3 separate regions of the Homo sapiens genome follow, and all the other regions are linked to region 2. Evidence: chromatin contacts called from ENCODE Hi-C or POLR2A ChIA-PET data. All regions are on one chromosome and are shown on one strand. The core of a region is the stretch at or near the end of the contact, and the rest is flanking DNA. Distances in the headings are between cores, read along the strand shown. Region 1 holds the start of GLCE (glucuronic acid epimerase). Region 2 holds the start of CLN6 (CLN6 transmembrane ER protein). Region 3 overlaps ANP32A (acidic nuclear phosphoprotein 32 family member A).

The links. A loop is a pair of places that touch in the nucleus more often than their neighbours do. ChIA-PET counts read pairs that join two places held with the same protein, here RNA polymerase II (POLR2A). Pooled maps may share reads with other maps.
Region 1: a map of naive thymus-derived CD4-positive, alpha-beta T cell shows a loop between it and region 2 (10-fold over the local background). The contact joins the promoter of GLCE here to the promoter of CLN6 in region 2. A Hi-C loop is called at or near these places in 1 of 168 maps with a recorded cell type or tissue (naive thymus-derived CD4-positive, alpha-beta T cell) and 6 of 50 pooled maps. POLR2A ChIA-PET finds 5 or more read pairs at or near these places in 1 of 52 experiments (activated T-cell).
Region 3: a loop to region 2 is called in a map with no recorded cell type, with 5 times the contacts of the local background. The contact joins the enhancer-like site here to the promoter of CLN6 in region 2. A Hi-C loop is called at or near these places in 2 of 37 single-sample maps with no recorded cell type and 3 of 50 pooled maps. POLR2A ChIA-PET finds 5 or more read pairs at or near these places in 1 of 52 experiments (WTC11).

What each region holds. Positions count from the first base shown.
Region 1 is chr15:69,159,083-69,161,959 of GRCh38, forward strand. It overlaps GLCE (glucuronic acid epimerase), which reads left to right and starts at 1,553. Exons shown (of 5, transcript NM_015554.3): 1 at 1,553-1,675. It also overlaps the pseudogene LOC100421574. RefSeq lists an enhancer at 1,215-1,715 and silencers at 1,413-1,622, 1,823-1,932.
Region 2 is chr15:68,228,336-68,231,035 of GRCh38, forward strand. CLN6 (CLN6 transmembrane ER protein) reads right to left here and starts at 1,393. Exons shown (of 7, transcript NM_017882.3): 1 at 1,167-1,393. The coding sequence starts at 1,249. RefSeq lists enhancers at 678-747, 778-857, 2,088-2,137 and silencers at 898-1,487, 1,257-1,436.
Region 3 is chr15:68,794,127-68,796,826 of GRCh38, forward strand. The region is part of intron 1 of ANP32A (acidic nuclear phosphoprotein 32 family member A); the gene reads right to left. Among named protein-coding and RNA genes, the nearest start is that of MIR4312, 6.4 kb to the right of the region's middle. RefSeq lists enhancers at 459-668, 1,019-1,268, 1,094-1,666. Within about 2 kb of position 1,390, at least 30 of the 41 ENCODE cell types and tissues checked have a DNase peak (open chromatin) inside an H3K27ac peak, as active enhancers do.

The sequences.
Region 1 (2,877 bases), core at 303-2,802, 930 kb after region 2:
TGGGACTATAGGTGTGTGCCACCACACCCGGCTAGTTTTTTATTTTTTGCATATAGGGGAGCCTTATTATGTTCCCAGACTGGTTTCAAACTCCTGGCCTCAAGCAATCCTCCCACCTTGGCATCCCAAGGTGCTGGGATTACAGGCATGAGCCACAGTGCTCAGCAGCAAATATAATGTTTCCCAAGAAGTGTGATTCCTAGGAGAAAGGAGAAGGTAGTTTGGGTGGAAGAGATTGGGTGGCTTTGTTCTGTTCAAAGGATGGGCGAGACTATGTTTGTGGGAGAAAGATTTAGGTTAGAGGAAGAAATTAATAATGGGGAAAGAAAGAATAGCTGAATAAAATCTGGGAATGGCTGGGATCCAGGGCACAGGTGCAAGATTTAACCTTGAGGAGAAAGGGCACTTCTTGCTGTGGGTGAGGGAGTGAAGAGGGTAAGATGAATGAAGGTACAGGATAGGCATAATAATGAAGAGCCTGGATTTAAGGGTGAAGCCACTGGCTCACATTATAGAGGAAAGGCTAGGAAAGCCGAATTTTCTGGGGCCAGGTCCAGATTTAATATATTTAAGTATAACAGTCTTAATTCATTCCTTTCACCTTATTCAGTGCCCTGGGTGTGCCAAATACTACTGGGCACTGGGGTCTACAAAGGTACGACTTTTCATGTAATGTTGGAATTTGTTATGTTGGTAACTCGAGATTTGCATATATTTAACAGTCTTAATTCATTCCTTTCACATTATTCAGTGCCCTGGGTGTGCCAAATACTACTGGGCACTGGGGTCTATAAAGGTACGACTTTTCATTAATTTTGGAATTTGTTATGTTGGTAACTCGAGATTTGCTTTTCATTCTTCTGGAAGGCTGTATGTAGAAATAAATACAGTCATCAGACGAGTTCTTTGTCAGACCAGATGTCCTGGGTTGGGGTTTGGAAAACATGGGCATCTTAACAATGGTGCCCTGTTTGAGGTGGAGAGGGAGGAGAGGCCCAAATCGGGGAAAGGAATTAAATGGAGGTTTAGACGCGGGTAACCGGAGTGGGTGGGCCTTCAACCTGGAAGATGGGAATCCCCAGCGCACTTCGGGCAGCGCTGTAACCAAGGGTAACCGCACCTCGGTTTACACCGGTGTGAAGACCAGCCTCTTCCCCAAACCAGGTGTATCTACGGCGGCCTAGCAGGACCACACACAAGCCAAGCACGTCACGTCATTCGAGCTACCTTACCGCGAAAGTCCACTGCCTCCTACTACTTCTGGTCACTACTACCTTTGCTCACAGTTTATTAAGGAGGAGCGGAGAAGAAGAGGGGCGGAGAAGGGGCGGGGAGAATCACCTTTCCTTTTTTACAATTGGTCGTAGTAGACTCCGAGTCCTGCCGCCCGTCCTGCAGCCGACAGGCTGCCAGGACTGTCACTCGAGGAGCTGCCGCTACCGCCCCCCGCCGTGGCCCCGCCCCTTGCCGTGGCTGGGATCTCGCGGGAAGAGCTGCGGGCACGGCGGTGGCTCGGTCTCCCGGCTGCGCGCGGAGCGGGAGGGCTCTCCTCACACAAGCGCTTCCTTGCCGAGAGGCTGGAGCTGCGGCACCGCAGGCCTGAGCCACCCCTTCTCTGCTGTCTCCTTCTCTTCCTCAGGGCTCCCGTGTCTGCTCGCCCTCCGACGCTGCTCAGGTTAGAAAGCCCGGAGCGCGTCTCCGCTGAGGAGCGGTCGGGGAGCGGGGACACGGAGCAGCCGGAGCAGGCGGGCTCCTGACGGGGGCGGCTCTGGGGGCTGCGCGGCGCTGCCTGGTGGGCGCGAGGCTTGGCGGGGTTTGGGAGTCCGGGGGGCGAGGAGGCGGTGCAGTGGGATCCGGGCGCGGGCGCCCAAGGGCGGTGTAGCGGGTGCCGGAGCTCCCGAGGTGAGGGGGCAATGTATTAGGGATCCTGGGGGCTCTTCCGGCTTGGGGTAGGGGTGGGTGGCGGCACACGGGGTCCTAGGTCTTTGACGTCGAGGGAGATTTATCAGGGTCTTGAGCTTCTTGGAGGTGGTGTAGCGGGGTTCCGGGACAAGGGGTCTTTTTACCCGGGTCCCGAGCTCTTTGGGGCAGAGAATGCAGTTTAGCAAGGTTTACACCGGTGTAAACCTTGTCTCTGGAGGCAGATCATCGGGGTCTTGGGGGTTCTTTGAGCGGGCGTGGGCGTCCGTTTCGCATTGCTGGGATGAAGAAGCAGTGTGTCCGGGTTCTGGGGAGAGGGGTCTGTTCATCGGTGTCTCCGGGTGAGAGAGCGATGTATCCGTTCCGCTGGGGCCGGGGCCGCCTTGGGGGGTTGTTGGGGGCTGAGGGTGTGTAGCGGCGACCAGCGTCTGGCCGGGGTTTCTGCTTTGCCCGGAGCGGGGCGGTAACTTGGCATGGTCTCCAGTCTTTTGGGGGCGACGGGGCGAGTTAGCTGGCCCCCGGGCAGTCTCTCGGGGTGGGCGCGGCTCCGCAGGCGCTGGGTCCGCTGAGGGCGGGAGAGGGCTTTGGTGCTACCGCGCAGGCTGGGCAGCATCCTGAAACGTTTTTGTTCAGGTCTCCTTCTCTCTGGATGAGATTTACTCAATGCTTAGTTGGAGGATTGATCGGTGTTGTTGCCTAGTTGAAGAAGCAGTGCGTTTGTTCTGCAGTTTTCTTTTCTCTGCCCCGGGATCCCTGTGGGGGCGCGCTGGTCTCGCTGGAGCTCCGGGAGCTAGAGTGGCAGCACCTTAGGTGGGCGTTTGGTCTGCAGGTTCTTTAGGAGGCCGGTGTCCGCAGGTTGAGCGTGGATACAGCTCCTGAGCAACTGGAATCTGTTGAGGGTGGGGAAGACTGATTTTGGCTTGCTTTCCTAGGTGGTGGTCTGCTTTGCTCATCCTG
Region 2 (2,700 bases), core at 143-2,642:
ACTCCCCAGTGCCTATGGGATAAAGACTGTGTCCTTAACCTGTCACCTAGGACAGGAACTAGGGTGAGACAAGCAAGGCCTCCAAGGCCCAACATTTGAGGCGGCACTCACGGTCACGGCAGTGCGCCTACCCCTAAGTTTTGCAATCTAGGTCCTCAACTCGAGTCCTAGACTTGCTGCAATTAAAGGCCCTTCACAATCAGTCTGCATCCTCCTGTCACTTTCTTTTACAGCCGGAAAGCTCCAGCACCACTAAACTCCTTGCCCTTCCCCACTGTTTCCCTGGATGGAACAGCCTGTCTTCCCTGGGTCCCCTACCAAGTCCTCTGAGACTCAGCTCAAGTGCCACTTCCTCCATGAAGCCCTCCAAGATGACCGCTCACTCCCACTTGGGCTCTGTCTCTCCTGATCCCTACAGGACCGTAAGCCTCTCCCACCTTCACCCTGCCTACCCCCTTACTGCCTGGCACAGCGCTGGGCATACCACAGGCGCTTAAAGAATGCCTGCTGAATGCAGTGAATGTTTCTGGTCAGTAAAACGGGACGAAGGTAGAATGGAGCTCTGCTCGCCCAACGAGATAAACCAAAAACTGAGAAGGGCTCCTCATTCATTCTCTGGACGGCAGCTTCCGCCCTTCCCCGCTGTCTCTTCCATTACATTCGCACATTCTTGGGTGCCCCAGGTCAAGCAGACAGCCTCCTGATAAATGACAGAATCAAGTCCTACTCAGGGCTGGAGGGACCCCGAGAACGCGGAGGTGGCGCCCGGAACTTGCGGATAAGTTGGGGGTCCGAGTGACGAGGTGTGTGTACCCACCGCCCTGGGGAGCTCTCCCAGCGCAGCGGCTGTCCCGGCGCCAGCCCGGGTCGCTGGAACGCGGGAAGGGAGGAAAACCCCAAACTTCGGGCGGGCGCTCCTCCCACCCGAGCAACGGCGAAGCGGGGAGGCCGAGCCCCGCTGGGCCCCAGGCTCCCCAGACAGAGAAGGAAACGCGGGGGCACCGCCGCCACGGTAGCGCGCCTCCAAGCCCCCCGCGCTCCGCTCCGCCCCGGCCAGCGCCGCACACGAGGTTCCCGCCCGGCAGCCCTAGGAGCGTCACGTGGCGGGTCCCGAGGCCCCAGCGCACAGGCGCCTAGCCCGCCCTCTCACCCCGGCGCGCGCCCACCTGGCCTGCAGGAAGGAGGCGCCCAGCTGCGCGCCTGGGCCGCCCGTCGCTCCCAGGTGCTGCCGCCTCCGCGTCGCCTCCATGGCTGCCCCGCAGGCCCCTCGGCCCTGCCTTTCCGAGGAAGAGACCGGTTCAGCTCGGCTGCCCCGGCGGAGGCCGCCGCAAATTCCCAGCGCGGGGCGGTTCGGGGCGGGCCGGCGAGAGCGCGCGGCCCTCGGGAGGAACAGGCGGGGCTGCGGACCCGGGGCGGGGCGGAGCGGAGCGGAGCGGAGCGGAGGGAGGCGGGGCGGAGGGAGACGGGGCGGGCTCCGCTAGGGGAGGGCCGGGCGCTGCGAGTGTGGCGTCCTCGCGGGGCGGGGGCTGCTGGCCTGTCCGGGCTGCGCGCGTGACCACCAGCGGGCTGGGATGTGTTAGGGTCCCTTGCCTGCCTGGGTACGGGAATCTCTGTCTAGGGTGACTGAGGCCTGGGTGTTGGGCTGGGGCGGGGTAGCGACCTGGAGATAGACTAAGCTGATTTAAATGCTCCCCGGGGCAGAGGGTTCTGTGGGATTTCCCTTGTTCTTACGGGTGGAGGAGAGGAGGCAGGACTGGAGACCTGCACGTGTAGCACCCGCGTGGTGCAGCACGTGGGTTGCAGATGTTCTAGTGAGGGGCTGGCGGTGACAGTGGGAAGGAGCGAGTTGGTGACATCTAGAGTCGTGTGAGAGGTATGGTGACTGGGACTCTGGATGTGGGGGGTGAGGGGAGAAGAGTTCAGGCAGTGGCCGGATTCTGCCCCTGGGTGGATAGTGGAGGCACCCCCCGGGAAGTGGGCTAGAGCAGATTTCGTGTAAATAAAGATTCATCTTTGAACGCATTAAGCTTGAGGTGGGTCAGGAAGGCTGTTGGACCGGTGGTCTGAAGCTGAGGCGAGACCTGGGAACCCAGTGGACAGGCTCGTGAGTCACCGGAGCATACAAGACAGACAGAACCTAAGGGGACAGCATCCTCAAGTGAAAAACAGAACCAAAGGTCAAACCTGAGAACAGCCTGCAGGGCAGATTGCCAGGACTTCATTAGTGGTACCACTTTGAACTAGCTGTGATGCGGGCAAATGGCTCAACCCCTCACAGCTTCAGTTTACTCATCTGTAACAAGAAGATGCCTATTGCATCTACTACATTGGAGTTGTGATGACTATATGAAACTCTTAGCAGAGAGCCCAGCACTGGTGGACTAAGTTATTTACAATAGCCCGTCTCGAGACCTGAGGTTTCCCTCCACAGAAAGGTTACCTTCCACACCACTGTCAATGTCACAAACTCTCTCCTCCCCACGGTCACTGTCAGCAGCCCAGGCCGCTAACTAGAACAACTGCAACCAACTCCCATTCTCCCCACCACCCCCGTGCTACACCAGGCGCACACGACATGTGCAGGTCTCCAGTCCTGTCTCCTCTCACCCAGCCCTCAAGCCGCTGCAGAAGGGATGTGCCTCTTGGAAGGGATGTGCCTCAGATGCAAATGCAATGTGCCATTCCCCTGCCCAGTATCCT
Region 3 (2,700 bases), core at 140-2,639, 570 kb after region 2:
TACTTGGAGCATCCCCAGCTTGGAAAAAGCCACTTGCCTTCCCCTTTTTCCATGGCTATCTTTACTGTTGCGTACAGTCAAGGCACAAGAATGGAAACGAAGGGCAGGTTAGCAGATTTGAGTCAACTAAGCTGTCTGTACGGCTTCCTTATAGTAAATACGAGGCCTCTTAACCTGTTGGGGAACCAGGAATGGTGTGCTTAAAACCGACCCCTTTGGATTTTTACATCCACACCTTGTTTTGTTTTTCACACTAACCCTGACCACCCTTGATTTTCTTTTCCTTCACGGAGCAAGAATTCAATACATATTTGTAGCTTTGGTTTCAACCTTGTCAGTCCCTGACTAATTTGGTTTTCAGGTTCCAGTCTTTGCACACAAGAGAAGACTCATATCAAATTGACCCTGTGTTTTTTGGTGCTCGTGGGTTTTAAATAGGTCAGCTTTTAAATGGGCCATCCCCTGTTGCAGATCCCATTTCAGCTAGAAGGCCAAACTGTCTGAGACACCAAGGTTTTAGACTGGGGTGATAGATGCTTGTGATTTTGTTGTTTTAACCATAAAATCGATGGTTTTGCTGAACAGCCAGTGTGGCAAAACCTGCAGAAATCAGTCAGGTTCCATGTTGGGGAAAAGTGAAAGCTCTGACAGAAAAGTTAGACATTTTGAAAGCTAGAAGGGCCTTAGGGATCTCCTAGGCCAGTGGCTTTCTACATTTTACACCGTGGCTCAGTACACACGTTTTTGTGTGTGTATAGGCATACACAACTGAAAACAAAACTTAACACTTGCAATTACTTTCTTATGTTACTTAGAACAAAATATGTGTAACGTGACCTACAGTCTGCAAAACTCTGGTGTAGGTCAGTTCTCTTTTTTCAGAGGAAGAAGCAAGGTCCAAAGTTGGGGCCAGAGTCACTGTGAGCTGGGCGATTCGTTTCCCTGCAGCACACACCACCACCAGGCATCAGAACTCACATCCCCAGTGGAAGACCATGGAATTAACAGATCACTCGTGTAGCTTTCAAGTTTCTGCTAACAGGAGGCTATTCTGCAGCCTCAACAGTAGTAGACCCAGATCTCCACACCTCTAGAAGATCTTTTAAAACCTTAACTAGGGGCAGAGTCCCCTATTACTTTAAAACAAACAAAAAATCTCCCCAAGAAAAAAGCATCCACGTCTCTGATTTTTTTTGTTGTTTGTTTCCTACAATAGAGCTCTGAAGGCAGGCGGGGAGCACATGGCCCGGGGAAGTCGGTGACGCCATCCTTATTATTTTAGGGAGCCAAGGAACACAAGCTGAGGCGCGCTGCAGCGGTAATTAAGCTGTCTGCCAGGGCCCCGGCTCATAGGCTAAGCCGCCGGCGCGGGGAGGGCCCGCATTAACATAAACCCTGTGACTTGCTCCTGCACCGCCTGGAACCGGCTTCCTCTGTCTCCTCCCGCGGGTGTGAGAGGGACTTGGGTTTCTGCTTCACCAAAGCAGAGGAGCTGGTTCCACCGCAGATGTTCCTCCAGCCAGAAACACAGACTCAGGGCAGTACTCCGCAGGCTGGGGTGGCTGCAGGACCTGAGTTTTGGGCTTGCCAAATGGGCCTGTTTAGCTGGTGAATCCTAGCTGGGCCCCTCCCTGATATTGTTCCTTTGCTTCCTCCCCCTTAAACCTCCTTCCTACCTTCCAGCTGGTATAGACTCCACATCAAGGACCTGTCAGTTCTACCTCCCGCAGGAAGCCTTCCCTGACTGCCCAGCCTCTAGCCCAGGCCTGTCTGGTTTAAGAGCGTGTATAGCTCTTAAAAGTGTTCACAGAGGAGCAGGAACTGTTTTGGGGTCTGAAGAAGGGAAGGAGGGGTTTTGGGTCTAGCTTTGCTGGGGGATGGGAGCTGCAGTGTGGAAAAGGGGAGATGAAGGTTTTAGAACTGGCAGGGTACACGACCCAGTGAAAATCTTACAGACTCAACTCTTTTTATTTTGAGACAGTTTCGTTCTTGTCACCTAAGCTGGCGTGCAGTGGCGTGATCTCGGCTCACTGCAACCTCTGCCACCCAGATTCAAGCGATTCTCTTGCCTCAGCTTCTCAAGTAGCTGGAATTACAGGCGCCCACCACCACGTCTGGCTGATTTTGTATTTTCAGGAGAGACAGGGTTTCACCATGTTGGTCAGGCTGGTCTTCAACTCCTGACCTCATGTGATCCACCTGCCTCCGCCTCCCAAAGTGCTGGGATTACAGGCGCCCACCATCACACCTGGCTAATTTTGTATGTTCAGTAGAGACGGGGTTTCACCATGTTGGCCAGGCTGGTCTTGAACTCCTGACCTCATGTGATCCACCTGTCTCCACCTCCCAAAGTGTTGGGATTACAGGCATGAGCCACCACACCCAGCCGCAGACTCGACTCTTTCTACATGGTTGTTCCCCTCCTACCTTCAGTGGATGCTGGAAGACTGAAGAGGTAGGTGCTGGAGGACTGAAGAGGTAGGCACTGGAAGCAGAGTCCCAGCAGGTGGTGTGTGAACAGTAACCAGGGAAGAGAAGGAAAAGGGGCCAAGATGCACCAAGGTGTAGTGCACAGAATGCTTGTCAGGCACTCTGATGACCTGGGCTTTGGTCCGCCTTGCCGCTAACTTGCTGTGTGACCTTCGGGAAGTCACTACCACTCTCTGGGCTTCTCCTAGTCCTCTAGTCCATACACTGGAC